2 separate regions of the Homo sapiens genome follow, and region 1 is linked to region 2. A link is a loop called in an ENCODE intact Hi-C map of the cell type or tissue named here. Cell type or tissue: PC-3. All regions are shown on one strand. Links, peaks and the distances in the headings refer to the core of each region. The heading gives the core; the rest is flanking DNA.

Region 1 (2,912 bases), core at 107-2,606, 85 kb before region 2:
ATTTTTCCCTGAGTTATTTTTTAAATACTTCCCCTTAAATCTAAGGGATATAAGCGACTGTCTCAATTTTTTCCTCTAATACTCTAATATATCCCAATATGACCTACTAACAAGTTCCTCTCTGCTGGTCAGAATTAAACCAAAAATAACAGTTCCTTTTCTTAAAAAAACAAATCCTCTTATATTTTCTGTATAACCTATTCCAGTAACTTGGATTGCTCTGAAAAAGTAAAGGGTGTTTGCTTTTACTGTTCAGGCTGGTAGAGCATGATTTTTACAACATTTAGGCATGAGCATTTAATCTGCCCCAGCAGCTACAGGAAGGCCTTAGGAAATCCTAGTTTTCTCAGAACTAACTGGGCAACAAATTGAAATTTCAGCATTTCCTTCCATTTACAGCTTAAGGTCTTCCATCTTTCCAGCTGCCACACACACACACACACACACACATTTCTGAACTCTTTTCTTCCATTTATTTAACATTATACCTTTATAGTCTTAATCTCTTGCCTATATACAAAACTCTAATACTCACTTACATATAAATACACTCACACACACGAATCACATCTACACTTTTTTTTTTTTTAAAGAGAGAAAAAAGTAAAAGACCAAGGTAGAGAGAGGGTAAAAGGAAACATGAGGACAGAAGAAAAAGAAGTCTGGCCTGAGTGAATAGAGCTTAACAGCCCACTACAACTGGACTTGCCCTGCGAGGGCCTACCCCTTCCTGCAAATGAGTTGAGCCGTTCAGCTACCCTCTTTCACCCCAGCCTCTTTGTAATGGAGCTCACTTATGCAACAGCTGTTCAGGGTGGGAGGGTTCTTCCTCTGTATAGAAATTGGCCCTTTTGAAGTGTGGCTCAACAACTCTGGCATTTTCACCACTATAAGCAGGCCGCAGGTTAGAACAAAACAAATGGAGAAAGAGCAATAGGAAAATGAGCAAATGAATATATCAGATTTCCTCTATTTCAATTTTCTTTTTAGAAGACCTATTTGGAGACTGCTTCCTGTCACCATAAAATCCTGAACATTTGTCTTGAACATGAACACTCCAAAAGAAGAATTCCAGGACTGGCCCATAGTCAGAATAGCAGCTCATTTACCAGACCTCATTGTCTATGGACATTTCTCCCCAGAGCGACCCTTTATGGATTATTTTGACGGAGTCCTGATGTTTGTTGATATTTCAGGCAAGTGCAAAAGGGATGTTTGTTTAATGTGGATGAGCAACAGGCTCGCGTGGGAATTCACATGCAGAGCTTGATTGCAGAGTAGGGAGGCCATTCTGGAGCCCTTGGGCTGTCACAGCAGATGTGCTCCACTGAGAACACAAGAGGGAGGAAATAGCTTGTGGCCCTGGCTCTCTCTCATCCTCCCTTACTCAGGACTGCCAGTCATAGGCATATCTTTAACATGCTCAAGTCCCATTCTTTGCTCCAGTATCTCTGCCCCAACTTCACTGACTCATCCTCTCCAGCCCCAAGCCCCATACACATCCCAGTCAAAATTGACCTCAGGAAATGATCTCCCTAGATGATGTTTACATCTTACTAATAAACTTGCCACCTCTTCAGAAGTGTTTGAAATGTGTGTGTTTTTGTTACCACGGAATGAAAATTTTATTCCCAGTTAAAGAAGTTGCAGTTATCACTGTACAGTTGAGAATTTGGAAGAAAGAAATATCTGGAGCCTTTTCCTGACCCCTAAAATAATAGCTAGAGGAGGCTGCATGTCTGACACTTGACCAGCCACAAAGATCCTTAAGAAGAAACTCTGCCTGTTTTTAAAAGCTGAGGCCACCGGGTTCGGTGGCTCACGCCTGCAATCCCAACACTTTTGGAGGCCGAGGAGGGCGGATCACAAGGTCAGGAGTTCGAGACCATCCTGGCTAACATGGTGAAACCCCATCTGTACTAAAAATACAAAAACGAGCCTGGCATGGTGGCGCACGCTTATAGTCCCAGCTGCTCGGAAGGCTGAGGCAGGAGAATTGCTTGAACCCGGGAGGCGGAGGTTGCAGTGAGCTGAGATCACACCATTGCCCTCCAGCCTGGGCTACAAAGCAAGACTCTGTCTCAAAAAAAAAAAAAAAAAAAAAAAGCTGAGGCCCGCTGCCTTCCAGGGTAGTCCTCTTCTGGCTCTGTTTGATTCCCCCAAGCAGCCAAGGAAACCAGCTGCACATTTATTCCAGGTTTTACTGCAATGACTGAGAAGTTCAGCAGTGCCATGTACATGGACAGAGGGGCTGAGCAGTTGGTGGAGATCCTCAACTACCACATAAGTGCAATAGTGGAGAGTAAGTGTTCCCATAGGTTTCTGGCTTGAGAATATTTCAATTCATTGTTTTTTCCGTAGTTGTCAATTATAACCTGATAGAGTACAATTGCTTAGCACTCCTCCTCTTCCCCATGAAATGTGTATAAAACCAGTCTTTTTTGAAATATGATATAGTATAACTGAAGAAATAAATATAATCAAACCTCACTAATACAGACTATTTGAGGGAAGGGATGTTTTGTGTTAGAGGGCTGAATTATACACTGCTTTTAAAAGAACTGTAGTAGTAATACTTTTAGTTATATATCCAAGTATTTATATTTATTTTTATTTATTTATTTAGAGACAGAGTCTTGCTCTGTCGCCCAGGCTGGAGTGCAGTGGCACAATCTTGGCTCACTGCAACCTTCGCCTCCTGGGTTCAAGCAATTCTCATGTCTCAGCCTCCCGAGTAGCTAGGATTACAGGCGCCCGCCCCCACACCTGTCTAATTGTTGTATTTTTAGTAGAGATGGGGTCTCACCATGTTGGCCAGGCTGGTCTCAAACTCCTGACCTCAAGTGATCCACCTGCCTCAGCCCCCCAAAGTGCTGGGATTACAGGTGAGAGCCAGGGTGCCCGGCTATTTT
Region 2 (2,912 bases), core at 253-2,752:
CAGTATCACACTCCCTGTTGGCTTCACTGGCTCTCAAGATAGAGAGAGACACGGACTGAGTTATACTTGCCCAATTCATCTCCCAAATCACCAGCAAGATCTCTCCTTATCATTGAAAGGGCAAGTAAAGCGGGGAAAGAGTTCTGGTGCTTTGCACCAAATAGAGGCCCCTTACATGGAAGGAAATTTCAGGAGTGAGGAAGCAGCATTCTCCCCGCACCCCATTAACTCATTAAGCCTAAGGCTCAATTCCTTTAACCTACTACGTTTTTAACTCAGTTAAGCATGTAGCTATTATGGTCATACCCTTAAGGAAGGAGATGAATGCTAAGGTTCTAAAATGGGTCAGAACAGAACATTCATTAAATTATTTCCATGACTATCCCCAAGACTGAAAATCGCCCCCTATTATTTTATTTCCTATCTTAATTATATGCAACCGTATGGTCTATCAGAGGTTTGTGATGAGACTAAATGACAATATGAAGACATTCCTATATAAAATGCTACAAGTTAGAACAGCTCCAAATTGGAATAGAAATCCACCCCTTCCTTCTTTCTGAGACAGTCTTGCTGTGTCACCCAGGTTGGAGTCCCGTGGTGCGATCGCGGATCACTGCAGCCTCGCCTTCCCAGGCTCAAGTGATCCTCCCAAACACCTCAGCTTCCTGAGTAGCTGGAGTTGCAGGCACATACCACCACGCCTGGCTAATTTTAATCTTTTGTAGAGATGGGATGTCGTGATGTTGCCCAGGCTGGTCTCCAACTCCTGGGCTCAGGTCCCGTCTACCTCAGCCTTCCCAAATGCTGGGATTACAGGCATGAGCCACTGCACCTGGCAAGAAATCCCCTCTTATTATTAAAATTAATGAGGAGAAATTAAAATCCAAAAATTGATTACTCTTGCCAATTAAAGTTCAAAATCAAATAACTTACCAATGTGAGTTAAAGGTTAAGGAATCTAAAGTCCAGAAATCATCCAAATTTATTTTTCTTGTCTATCTCAGCAGGAGAATTTTTTAAACAGCTGTGTCCTAGGCCAATGCTGCTCAGACTTTAGTGGGCATAAAAATCACCTGGAGGGCAGTCGGCCAGCTCTCGGGGTGCTGAGCCAGGCGGGCTAGGCGAGGCGCGGGCTGGCCCCGCCCCTCTGGCCGGCCCCGCCCCTCAAGGCCGGCTAGTCCCCTTCCCAGAGACTTGGCTAGGCGGCCGGCGCTGCGGCGCCAGCAGCCCTGTGGTGGCGACGACGATGGACCAGGACCCAGTGGGCCCTGTGGAACGAGGAGAAGCCGTCGCAGCCTCGGGAGCTGCGGCCGCCGCGGCATTCGGGGAATCTGCGGGGCAGGAAATTAAGGGATCCAAAAAGCTGAGTCATGGTCCAAAAGGAAACGTTGATGTCAGGACAACCATAGCCAAATTTTATCTCAAGGATGAGTAACGAAAGAGGCTTTGAAACGTAGAACTGGGAGTCATAGGAAAAAAGAAGAAAGTCCCAAGGAGAGTCATCCACTTTGTTAGTGGCAAAACAATGGAAGAATACAGCACAGATGAAGATGAAGTTGATGGCCTGGAGAAGATGTTTTGCCTACTGTTGATCCGATTTGGCTTTAAATATTTGGCTATTAGAAAATCATGCCGGGCGCGGTGGCTGACACCTGTAATCCCAGCACTTTGGGAGGCCGAGGCCGGCAGATCACCTGAGGTCGGGAGTTCAAGACCAGCCTGACCAACATGGAGAAACCCCATCTCTACTAAAAATACAAAAAAATTAGCCAGGCATGGTGGCGCATGCCTGTAAACCCAGCTACCTGGGAGGCTGAGGCAGGAGAATTGTTTGAACCCAGGAGGCGAAGGTTGCGGTGAGCCAAGATCGCGCCATTGCACTCCAGCCTGGGCAACAAGAGCAAAACTTGGGTCTCAAAAAATAAAAAAAAATAAAAAATAAAAAAATCATAAGCAGGCCAGGAGCAGTGGCTCACGCCTGTAATCGCAGCACTTTGGGAGGCTGAGGTGGGTGGATCACCTGAGGTCAGGAGTTCGAGACCAGCCTGGCCAATATGGTGAAACCGTGTCTCTACTAAAAATATAAAAAATTAGGCAGGCGTGATGGCAGGCGCCTGTAATCCCAGCGAGGCAGGAGAATTGCTTCAACCAGGGAAGCAGAGGTTGCAGTGGGCTGAGATCGTGCCATTGTACTCCAGCCTGGTCAACAAGGGTGAAACTCCATCTAAAAAAAAAAAAAAAAAAAAATCGGATTTTCTACACAGAAAATATTCAAAGGATTGTACCATATACTCTGAAGGTAGTTCCAAATGCAGGTAGAATATTAAAGAGGTATTTCATGCAATGTAAGAATTGTTGGAATAAATGTCTTATTTTTAATTACTTTGAAGGGTTAAAAAAAAAATCACCTGGAGAGCTTGTTAACTCAGAGATGCCACACCCCCAGAGCCTGTCTGATTCAGTAGACCTGGACTGAACCAGAGAACCTGCATTAATGAGAATCCAGGTGATACTGATGATGCCAGTCTGTGGACTACATTTTGAGCAGTACTGGCCTAAATCATCTCTCTTTGGTATTGGAACAATTTCTTCAAGCCCCAGAATCCACAGCTCCAAGTGTCTGATCTCCCTCACTTTTTAATTTAAAAAGCCAAAGTGGCCGGGCATGGTGGCACAGCCTGTAATCCCAGCACTTTGGGAGGCCAAGGCGGGTGGATCACCTGAGGTCAGGAGTTCGAGACCAGCCTAGCCAACATGGTGAAACCCCGTATCTACTTAAAATACAAAAAATTAGCTGGGCGTGGTGGTACACACCTGTAGTCCCAGCTACTCGGGAGGCTGAGGCAGGAGAATCACTTGAACCCAGGAGGCAGAGGTTGCAGTAAGCCAAGATTGTGCCATTGCACTCC

What was found. Peaks named below come from ENCODE experiments on the same cell type or tissue, not always from the same donor. Only the 100,000 strongest peaks of a DNase experiment are listed, where the experiment ranks them.
Region 1: a loop joins it to region 2, with 4 times the contacts of the local background. A loop is called at or near these places in 4 of 110 quality-filtered maps.

The regions. Positions count from the first base shown.
Region 1 is chr1:167,903,277-167,906,188 of GRCh38, reverse strand. ADCY10 (adenylate cyclase 10) reads left to right here. Exons shown (of 33, transcript NM_018417.6): 2 at 991-1,196; 3 at 2,198-2,302. The coding sequence starts at 1,049. It also overlaps a transcript of DCAF6 not described here. Among named protein-coding and RNA genes, the nearest start is that of ADCY10, 9.4 kb to the left of the region's middle. In PC-3, for the core only: no CTCF peak of the experiment used is centred there; a DNase peak (open chromatin) is centred at 1,418.
Region 2 is chr1:167,818,586-167,821,497 of GRCh38, reverse strand. The region is part of intron 30 of ADCY10 (adenylate cyclase 10); the gene reads left to right. Among named protein-coding and RNA genes, the nearest start is that of ADCY10, 94 kb to the left of the region's middle. RefSeq lists a silencer at 1,065-1,214. In PC-3, for the core only: no CTCF peak of the experiment used is centred there; a DNase peak (open chromatin) is centred at 1,367; H3K4me3 peaks cover 1,033 bases; H3K27ac peaks cover 1,286 bases.